Regions from separate parts of the Homo sapiens genome. Here all the other regions are linked to region 1. The links are chromatin contacts, found by Hi-C or POLR2A ChIA-PET in ENCODE. All regions are on one chromosome and are shown on one strand. Each heading gives the region's core, a stretch centred on a gene start or an enhancer-like site at or near the end of the contact. The rest is flanking DNA. Distances are from core to core; before and after follow the strand shown. Region 1 holds the start of NUP85 (nucleoporin 85). Region 2 holds the start of SRP68 (signal recognition particle 68). Region 3 holds the start of UNK (unk zinc finger).

What was found. A loop is a pair of places that touch in the nucleus more often than their neighbours do. ChIA-PET counts read pairs that join two places held with the same protein, here RNA polymerase II (POLR2A). Pooled maps may share reads with other maps.
Region 2: a pooled map shows a loop between it and region 1 (7-fold over the local background). The contact joins the promoter of SRP68 here to the promoter of NUP85 in region 1. A Hi-C loop is called at or near these places in 1 of 50 pooled maps. POLR2A ChIA-PET finds 5 or more read pairs at or near these places in 2 of 52 experiments (B cell and OCI-LY7).
Region 3: a pooled map shows a loop between it and region 1 (6-fold over the local background). The contact joins the promoter of UNK here to the promoter of NUP85 in region 1. A Hi-C loop is called at or near these places in 4 of 50 pooled maps. POLR2A ChIA-PET finds 5 or more read pairs at or near these places in 3 of 52 experiments (HEK293, activated CD4-positive, alpha-beta T cell and activated T-cell).

Annotation. Positions count from the first base shown.
Region 1 is chr17:75,204,128-75,207,313 of GRCh38, reverse strand. NUP85 (nucleoporin 85) reads right to left here and starts at 1,635. Exons shown (of 19, transcript NM_024844.5): 1 at 1,520-1,635. The coding sequence starts at 1,552. RefSeq lists enhancers at 1,624-1,803, 962-1,895, 1,896-2,830.
Region 2 is chr17:76,071,061-76,074,246 of GRCh38, reverse strand. It overlaps SRP68 (signal recognition particle 68), which reads left to right and starts at 1,730. Exons shown (of 16, transcript NM_014230.4): 1 at 1,730-1,939. The coding sequence starts at 1,756. It also overlaps a transcript of GALR2 not described here. RefSeq lists enhancers at 788-1,615, 1,568-1,617, 1,616-2,443.
Region 3 is chr17:75,783,064-75,786,249 of GRCh38, reverse strand. It overlaps UNK (unk zinc finger), which reads right to left and starts at 1,444. Exons shown (of 16, transcript NM_001080419.3): 1 at 1,266-1,444. The coding sequence starts at 1,369. It overlaps MIR4738 (microRNA 4738), which reads left to right and starts at 1,643; the gene lies at 1,643-1,729. RefSeq lists enhancers at 194-771, 783-1,182, 772-1,350, 2,913-3,092 and a silencer at 1,243-1,382.

The sequences.
Region 1 (3,186 bases), core at 386-2,885:
TACTCAGGAGGCTGAGGCAGGAGAATTGCTTGAACCTGGGAGGCGGAGGTTGCAGAGAGCCGAGACCGCACCACTGCACTCTAGCCTGGGCGACAAGAGGGAAACTCCGCCTCAAGAGAAAAAAAAAAGAAGGCCACATATCTCCCCAGAGAGCTTCCCTCACAAATTGCTCACAAGGAAATTCCTTGTGAGCCTCTAAAATTTTCAGGATACACATCGCCCCTATAAACTAGTCCTAAAATCAAGATCTGTTGATTCTGACAATGTCAACTACCAGCTTATCTTCACAAGTAAAAGACCAGAAATCGGCCGGGTGCGGTGGCTCACGCCTGTAATCCCAGCACTTTGGGAGGCCGAGGTGGGCGGATCACGAGGTCAGGAGATTGAGACCATCCTGGCCAACACGGTGAAACCCCGTCTCTACTAAAAATACAAAAAAGTACAAAAAATTAGCCGGGCGTGGTGGCGGGCACCTGTAGTCCCAGCTACTCAGGAGGCTGAGGCAGGAGAATGGTGTGAACCCGGGAGGCGGAGGTTACAGTGAGCCGAGACCGCGCCACTGCACTCCAGCCTGGGAGACAGAGCGAGACTCCGTCTAAAAAATAACAGTAATAATAACCATAATCCCTCTACCTACCCTGAGATGAATGCATACATAAAATTTTCCTCTGCTCCCTCTTTTCACAGGTAAAATGCAGATTTACTGAGGCTAATCACCGACTCACAAGAATGTAATCATTTGCCTCCTCACTGCCTAACCTCCCTTTTTTGCCCCTCCTGCTAGCTCCTTCCTCTTTAACTAGTGATGTTCCCAAAACCATCTTTGGAAAAAGCACAGGTCTCAGATCCTCCTGTGACCTGTGCTTTTTCCCGGTTGGATCCTCAACCTTAGCTAATTAAACCTTTATCGGTTGAGACCTGCCTCAGTCACTTCTGGTTAACAAGAGGGAAAACAAGAGCAATCCAACTAGCAGAAACGGTAGGTATCTCGTACATAAAGCGCGTGAATTTTTTTTATACACATCACAGATCATCCACAGTTGACATACTGTCTTCAAAGTTCAAATGGAATTGAATGCACAGCGATAAAACAGGAATAGTCTCCTGAGATAATACGTTGAATAAACCTTAGGCCACACAGGCAGAAGCTCAATGTGCCGCGATGCAGAGCTTAATACGGCTGGAATAAAAATATAAATTCCTCTGCTTGGGCTGAACCCACTCTAATGCCCAAGAGGAAAAGCAAGGGAAGTAAAAAGGCCAGGAACACAAAGGAAGGAAAGGGACGGAGTGGGACCTTCGAGGCCGGGGTTTGTGACTGGTGGCAGAAACCCCGCGACCACTGCGACCCTAGGGCGGGCACCTCGTTAACACTGCGACCTCCGGAAAAGTGGCAACTGAGTCGAGGGAAGGGGACGAGCGCCTCGCGACCACTAGGGAAGCAGACAAGCCTGAAGTAACTAAGCAGACGCAGTTCTCAACCCGCAAGGACGAGCAAGCCTGTTCGGGGTACCCTTACAGTGACTGTTGGCTCGCCATCGAGCTCCTCCATAGCGCCGAACCCCAGGCTCCTAGAAGTCGCTCGGACGCCAATGCTTCCCGCTCAGGCCTCCCGCTCAGAGCTGGCTGCGAGACAAGACTCCGCCTGGGCGTCTCCTGCAGCGCCTGCAAGCCCAAACCCTCAGTGCTGCGGCGCTGTCTCCTCTCAGCCACGGCCACCCCTCTGCGGTCCTCTGCACGCGTCCTTCCTTCCTGGCGTCGACAGCAAATCAGGGAAAACAGCGCCGAGGACTGACTGCACTCAGAGTACCGCGCTAACAGGATCAGGCGGCGCCGGGGACACCCTGGTGCCGAGCGGAGAAAAGGCCCCCGGAGACGGCGGGAGGGGCAGGAGGACCCCGGGGCTGGAGACGGTGCGAATGCGCGTGCGTAGGCTGGGGCGGCGGCACTTGGGTGGGAACTCGTGCGGGATTTAGGTCCCAGTAAGCGTACAACGTCTCCCAACTCTGGGAGTCCTCGCTACATCCCGGTCTCCACCTTAGTGTCGTCGCAGCCACTTGTCCAAACCCCGACAGTCAAACGGGCTTGTGCTGGAAAGCAATCGCCTCCACTTCCACACTAGAACACACACAAGAGGCACGGGAACAAAATCGATACCCCTGAAGGCCCGGCGCTGTGGCTCAAGCCTCTAATCCCAACACTTTGGCAGCCCAAGGTGGGTGGATCACTGGAGTTCAGGAGTTCAAGACCAGTCTGGCCAATATGATGAAACCTCGTCTCTACTAAAAATATAAAAAATTAGACGGGCGTGGTGGCGGACACCTGTAATTCCAGCTACTCGGAAGGCTGAGGCAAGAGAATTGTTCCAACCCGGGAGGTGGAGGTTGCATTGAGCCAAGATCGCACCACTGCACTCCAGCCTGGGAGACAGAGCGAGACTCCGTCTCAAAAAAAAAAAAAAAAATTAGCTGTGCTTGGTAGCGCGCGCCTGTAATCCCAGCACTCCGGGACGCCGAGGTGGTTGGATCACCTGAGGTCAGGAGTTCAAGACCAGCCTGGACAACATGGCGAAACCCCGTCTCTACTGAAAATACAAAAATTAGCCGGGAGTGGTGGCGGACACCTGTAATCCCAGCTACTCGTAAGGCTGAGGCAGGAGAATTGTTCCAACCCGGGAGGCGGAGGTTGCAGTGAGCCAAGATCGCGCCACTGCACTCCATCCTGGGCGACAGACGGAGACTCCGTCTCAAAAAAAAAAAAATTATTTTGCTGAGTCTCAAAAAAAAATTATTTTGCTCTTTTTCTCTTAATAAGTTTCCGTTATACCTCAAGTTGGAGTTATCGCCTGTGTAATTGAAAACTTTTCCAGAGTTAAATACAGTTTGAGAGTTAACCACTCTAGAGAGAGGAAGGGGAAAAGAGAGGGGAAGGAGCCACACTCTTTTAGAGAGAGGGGAGGAGAGGAAAGAGAAAAATAAGTTGTAAGATAATTGTTTCATTTTTCCAACCGTTTTCCATTAGGATTAACTGAAAAAGAAGGATACATAAACTACTTCATCAAAACCTTATTCTTAGAAATCTATAGAAAGGTTGAGGAAGGAAAAGGTCCATATATAGTATGCGTAATCAGTATATAGAACAAGGATAGGCCGGGCGCGGTGGCTCACGCCTGTAATCTCAGCGCTT
Region 2 (3,186 bases), core at 481-2,980, 870 kb before region 1:
TCTCCCGGGTTCAAACGGTTCTCCTGCCTCGGCCTTCTGAGGGGCTGGGACTACAGGCGTCCGCCACAACGTCTGGCTAGTTTTTTGTATTTGTATTTGTTGAGACAGAGTCTCACTCTGTCGCCCAGGCTGGAGTGTAGTGGCATGATATCGGCTCACTGCAACCTCCGCCTCCCGGGTTCAAGCGATCCTCCTGCCTCAGCCTCCCGAGTAGCTGGGATGACGGGCGCCTGCCACCACGCCTGGCTTATTTTCGTATTTTTAGTAGAAATGGGGTTTCACCATGTTGGCCAAGCTGGTCTCAAACTCCTGACCTCAAGTGATCCGCCCACCTCGGCCTCCCAAAGTGCTGGGATTACAGGCGTAAGCCACCGAGCCCGGCCACCTTTTTCCCTTCTCTTACCCATTGAACGTTTTCCCTCCAATTCAATCCAATATACTGAGCATCTATTGTGTCAGGCTCTGTCTTTGGCTCCATGCCTCAGTTTCCTCAGCTGTAACAAGGAAATGGTAACACTTCCTTCTAAGAGGGATCTGCTGAGAAAGGAATGAGATGTATGGGAGAGTTAGTTAAATCTGAATGCATCAGATCCTTATTCTTTTTCTCCTGACCTTATTCCGTATACCTTGAGGAAATTCAAAATAGAGTTCAGGGCCGGGCGCGGTGGTTCACGCCTGTAATCCCAGCACTTTGGGAGGCCGAGGCGGGCGGATCACGAGGTCAGGAGATCGAGACCATCCTGACCAACATGGTGAAACCCCGTCTCCACTAAAAATACAAAAATTAGCGGGACGTGGTGGCAGGCGCCTGTAATCCCAGCTACTCGGGAGGCTGAGGCAGGAGAATGGCTTGAACCCAGGAGGCAGAGGTTGCAGTGAGCCGAGATCACACCATTGCACTCCAGCCTGGGCAACAAGAGCGAAACTCTATCTAAAAAAAAAAAAAAAATCCGTCATTTAATCTTCCTAACAACCACTTAAATTGGTTATCCCCATTTCATAGATGAAGGAACAGATTTACAGGGAGATTAAGTTACGTGCCCAACATGTCCCTGCCGCTAATGACGGAGCGGGGATTGGAATCCCAGGTCTCAGACTCTAGAAGGTGCAAAGCAAAAATTCATATTTTCCCATGTCTCAACACTTCTCCCTCTTTGGACTGACGGCCCCAAAGTGCAGTGGTCCACGGCCCCAAGCGGTCTGAGAAAGTCACCCCGTTAGGACACCGTCTGCTGACTGCGCAGCGCTTCCTCCGGCTTGGCGTTCTTACGGCCAGCCTCAGAGGAAAGGGCAGGCAGAGGCGGGTCCCTTACGGACGGGGTGTCCCGTTCCGGTAGGGAGGACCCCATCTCTTGAGTCCCTGGGGATGCAGACACCCCGAAATCCAGTATCTTTGGTCTCCTGCTTTCTGCTGGGCAGGACGTGAACCAGATCCCCAGTCCAGGATGCAGGACCTGGGGTCCACCTCCGGTTCTCCGCCCTTAGTGGGTGGGAGGTGGGACTGCCCCCTGAGATCTCAGCAGCCACGGTCTCACTGCGGCCTCAAGTCCCCACCTAGCCAGCCACAATTCCGGACCCGGGATGACAGGATCCCTCGCGCAGGCGCGCTCCAGCACATGGCGCCCTGCTGCAGCAAGGGCCGACGGCGGCGGAGTCCGCCGCTATCCCATCAGCCCGGCCAGGCAGGTCCAGCTCTCACCCGCCCAGGTCGTCCCGCCTCCCCTATCCCGTCTTGCTCTGCGGCGCAGGGGCAAGATGGCTGCTGAGAAGCAGGTCCCAGGCGGCGGCGGCGGCGGCGGCAGTGGCGGCGGCGGTGGCAGTGGCGGCGGCGGTAGCGGCGGTGGACGTGGTGCCGGAGGGGAAGAAAATAAAGAAAACGAACGCCCTTCGGCCGGATCGAAGGCAAACAAAGAATTTGGGGATAGCCTGAGTTTGGAGAGTATCCTAGAGTAATCGGGCCTAACTCGCAATGATTACGTGTCGAACTGGAGGGCTGGGGGCGGGAGAGGCGGCGGGTCCCGACAAGTCCTGGCAGGAGAGGCCGAGGGTTGCAGTTTCTCTCGCCCTTACCTTTTGGTGCTCAGAATTCCGGGGGGGGTCTGTCTCTCGACTAGTCTTTCCTCGTGTCCCCCTCGCCGTCCTGGCTAGGTCCGTTTCTTCCAGTGGCACTGGGATATCAGGCAGGTTTCCCCTGGTGCCCCGCAGTTGTCCAGTTGGAGGGCTTGTGACCAAGTGACACCTTGAGCACCTTGCTTTGGCACCTTGAGCCACTGAACTGGGGAGAGGAAACTGCAGTCTTGACATTTGGCTTAATACTCTTGTCTGACAGTCGTCATAGACTGAGTAGTAAAACCTACAGCTCGATACTTTGAAAGTGGAGGTAAAGATTGACTCAGGAAAAGCTTGTTGCCCATTTTGATTGTAAGTTACCGTAGTTAATATCGATTGTGTCATTTTTTTCTGATCGGTCTGTAGGCATTTTATCTTGCTGACAGTCATTCATATAAGCTGGAGGAATCGGTTTCTAGTTTCCATCAGTGTGTATCTCAACCAAGTGCTTGTGGTACTAGTTTGTGACCTTTTGAAATGAATAACAAATGGAGAAAACGTAGGCGAGTTTCTGAAATAACACATTCAACTTGACATCTTAATGTGCTTAAAGTTCTCAGGCGCTTGGAGTTAAATATTTTGAATTACTGGTAATAGTTCCAAGTAGACGCTAGCGAGCCCTGATTTTACTGAGACCTTTATATCTCTTTGTCCCGTTTTAGTAATTTAAAGAGTCCTTTTAGCGTTCACTATTTTAAAATATGTCTCTAGAGAAGTGTTGAGGAAACATTAAAACTATACCTATATAGATGAAGGTCATTGGACTTTCTAAAGATTAGTACATAATCTTAAATATTTTAAGATTATTAAAAGGAGAATCTGGCCATTCTTCTTTTGAAAGAAAAACCTTAATACTTTTATGCAAACTGTAGCCTAGCTTGGTTGACATGTGCTAATCATAGACTCTCTAAGCATCACAGCTGTTAAGGAAAGTTAGATTTGGCAGGTGTTGGAGATTATGCAAATGGAGGCTTAGTACATGTCATTTATAACCTGAATCTGAATGAATAAAATGTGGGGTCTAGGTGTTAATTGGTGTGAAGCACCCCAATTATAGTCAGCATTTAGAATCCATCA
Region 3 (3,186 bases), core at 195-2,694, 580 kb before region 1:
ATCTCACCAAAATCAATGGAAAGACTGCGAAAGATCTCCAGTAAGAAAGGACCAGGAAAGCAATGTCCATATCAGAAAAGGAATGGTTAACGTGAGTCAGACTGTAGTCAAGAAGCTTAAATGATTTCAGCCAACAACAAAGAATCCCACAAAGAAACCATACACTTCCTATAACCAATGTTCCCCAACCCCAGAACAGTTTCCCAAGGTCTTCTATAACAAGAGTTCCTCCTGACTGGTTTGAGTTCTTTCTACTCCAACAGATGATTCTGTTCTTCGTTCACTGAACAACTTAAGAGCTGTTCAACCCCCCAGGTTCCAAAACCTCTCGCAGCTGGGGATCCTTTTAAACATGCACATCACTCAGGAGCCCATGGGGATGAGAGGCATTCACAGAGCATCAGGGAAAATGGAAAGCAACATTTTGCTTAACAGGAGAAACCGCCCCTTATTCATCTTTCTCCCACATCACCTAACTCTAGGGAATGCTTAACGTGGCTTGAAGGAAATGAAGACAGCGACCTAAAAGCACACAGATGCAAGACTTCCAGGAAGAGGTTTTCCCATCCTGCTGGACTCCTGTAGTGTCAGTATTTGGGGCTCCCTCTAATGCTACATTTCTGCTGAGCCTGCAGACATACTTGGAACCCATCACCTTCGGGCTCCCAGACTCAGGCTCCGCACAGCCCGCGAGGGAAACGGTCATGGGCACGCACGGACACGTTTCCATCTTTGCATGTTTATCTACGTCGACTGTGAATTCAAGCAAGTGTGGCCCTCGTGGACAACCTACGAGCCTTAGGGACACAAAAGGCTTCCTGCGCAAACTGCACGGAATCTCCTGACAGGACTTCACGTTAATCATCATTCATAGGTGGGTTCTGGGGCTGGACCCCACGGAACTCCTCTTGGTTGTGTCTTGGACTTCTCACTGCCCCAAAGGAGCCTACTACTGTGGTTTTATGGTCTGAGGAACAGTTAGGCCTCGAAGGCCTGGCCTAGGGAGAGTGCACTCTGCATCCCGAGCTCCCGCCTTCCCCACTCGGCGGCCGGGACCGAGTTTCCCGCCCCACAGCCCGACCAGAGGTTGGTGGCAGTTGGAGGCAGTTGGGACCGGCCCCAGCAGGTTGGAACCGGTCTGGGCCGGGCCGGAGGAGGAAGGGGGGGAGGAAGAGGCCGCCTCGCGCTCTCCCTGCGCGCGTGACTCACGCTGGCCGCTGACGTCAGGCGTGCGCGCGCGGCGGGGGGGGGGGGGCTCTACGTACGTGTAGTGCTGCGGTTTCTCGGGCTGTGCCTGCAGCACCTGAGCGGTAGCGGCCGGGGGCGCCGAGGAAGCTGCGGAGCCGCCGGGCCCGGGGCCCTTCGACATGGTCTTGTCTTCCTGCCTCTTCGCCGCTCCCCTTTTATTATTCAGTCTGCGCGGTCCGCGCCGAGGACCCAGTGCGCCTGCGCCGCGCCACGAGAACGTGAAGACCCCCCACACGGCAGCAGGGGTTGCTGGGAGTTGTGGTTCTATGTCCGGCTGGAATTTTACCGTCGGCAGAGGGTTGCTGGCAAAGCACAGGACCACAATACCCAGGGATCCTTGCTGCTAGTGTCCCGGATGCTGAGGGCCTGCGACGGCTTCTGGGAATTGCAGTCCGGTCGCATTTCTCCTTCTTACCAGCGCGTTTTCAGTTTCATAGGGAAGCCTTTCCATGAAACTGGAGCGCCTGGAGGAGAAGGGGCCCAGAGCTAGGGAGGCCCTAGCGATTTCTGCGAAAGAGTTCCAAGTATAATTTCACTGCCAACAGTGTCATAACTACTTTGCCTTTATACTTAGTACAGCTAGGTTCGGTTCTAATGCCAGCTCAGAGCAGTGCTCCAAGCAGGGCTTAAGAATCTGTGTTGTCGGTTCTTAGTTCTGGGCCCTGTGCTGCAGGCACCTGCAATCCGCCAGCAACCCCTTCATCCCTGCGGCGGGTCTAACCTAAGAGGCATTGAGAAAGCTTTGCTAAGGAGGAGGTACACCGCACGCTACAGTTCCCGCGCCTTTGCCGAGGCGCTTCATTTACCTTTGCCAAACTCGACACCTGGAACTCCACGACTTGTGTGCTTTCTCAGCCTGACACCTGGCCTGACCAACTTGTTTCCAGTACATTAAGGGCCAAGGACGAATTTAATCTCCGCCTAGAATAGTCTCTGAGGTACACTGACAAGTTGCCAGTGTTGAGAAGCATCACAGGGTCCAGAGGAAAGGCCTGGGTTTGAGTAGGGCGTGCCCGTATTTATCCACTCTAGTTTTCTTGTCTGGACGTCAGCCTTTTTACTTGGGACATTATCTTTCCCCTCTCTGCTTCCCACCAGTCAAGCAAAGTTCTTCACTTTATAAAATAAGCCAGATGCCCCAGACCTAGGCATTTGTTTCTGTGAGTTTTAGAATGTTCTCCGTAGATATTTTAACCGTTGTCATTTAATTTGGTTTTTCATATTGAATCTATTTCAAATCCACTGGTTTTGATTTATATTTTCTTAGATGGGATTATATTAACAAATGATTATCTCATTAAAGAAACACATTCCAAATAACCTTAGGGATGAAGGGTGGTGGGGCTAATGGAAAATCGTTAATGTTTGAGTGACACATACTTATTTTATTTAGCTCCAAGTTCCCTCACATCAGAAGCCACATCACAGAGTTGAGAAACTGGTTTTTCCTAAACAGGCTAAATCGTTTAGCCACTAGGGGCGTTTGAAAATGAAAAATTACAAAAGGACAAATAAAAGTTGTAGTATATTGCTTTAATCCTATGATTAAACGCAAGTTACTTGGTTTATGTTAGCCTCACAATACTCAAGTGTGATCTGACTGAAGAAATAGAGTTCACAGCACTGGATTTTAAATAATAGATGTATATCATGAGCTTCAGAATAAGTGTGTACTGGTGGAGTTGGGAGATGATATCATCCAAACTGCTTAATTTACAAAAGAGGAAACCGAAACCCAGAGAAGCTAAGTAACTTGCACAAAGTTACTCAGCAAGTTGGTAACAAGAGGAACTAGGACAGTAGCCTACAAGACTACATCACATTCACTGTTGGGTTTTGTTTGTTTTGTTTTCTTCTGCTTTTTTTCATTGTATAAACATTTTTTATTCTTCCTCATTTCCTGTGTTGCTTTTCCTCCGTTGTACCAATCTGGAAAAA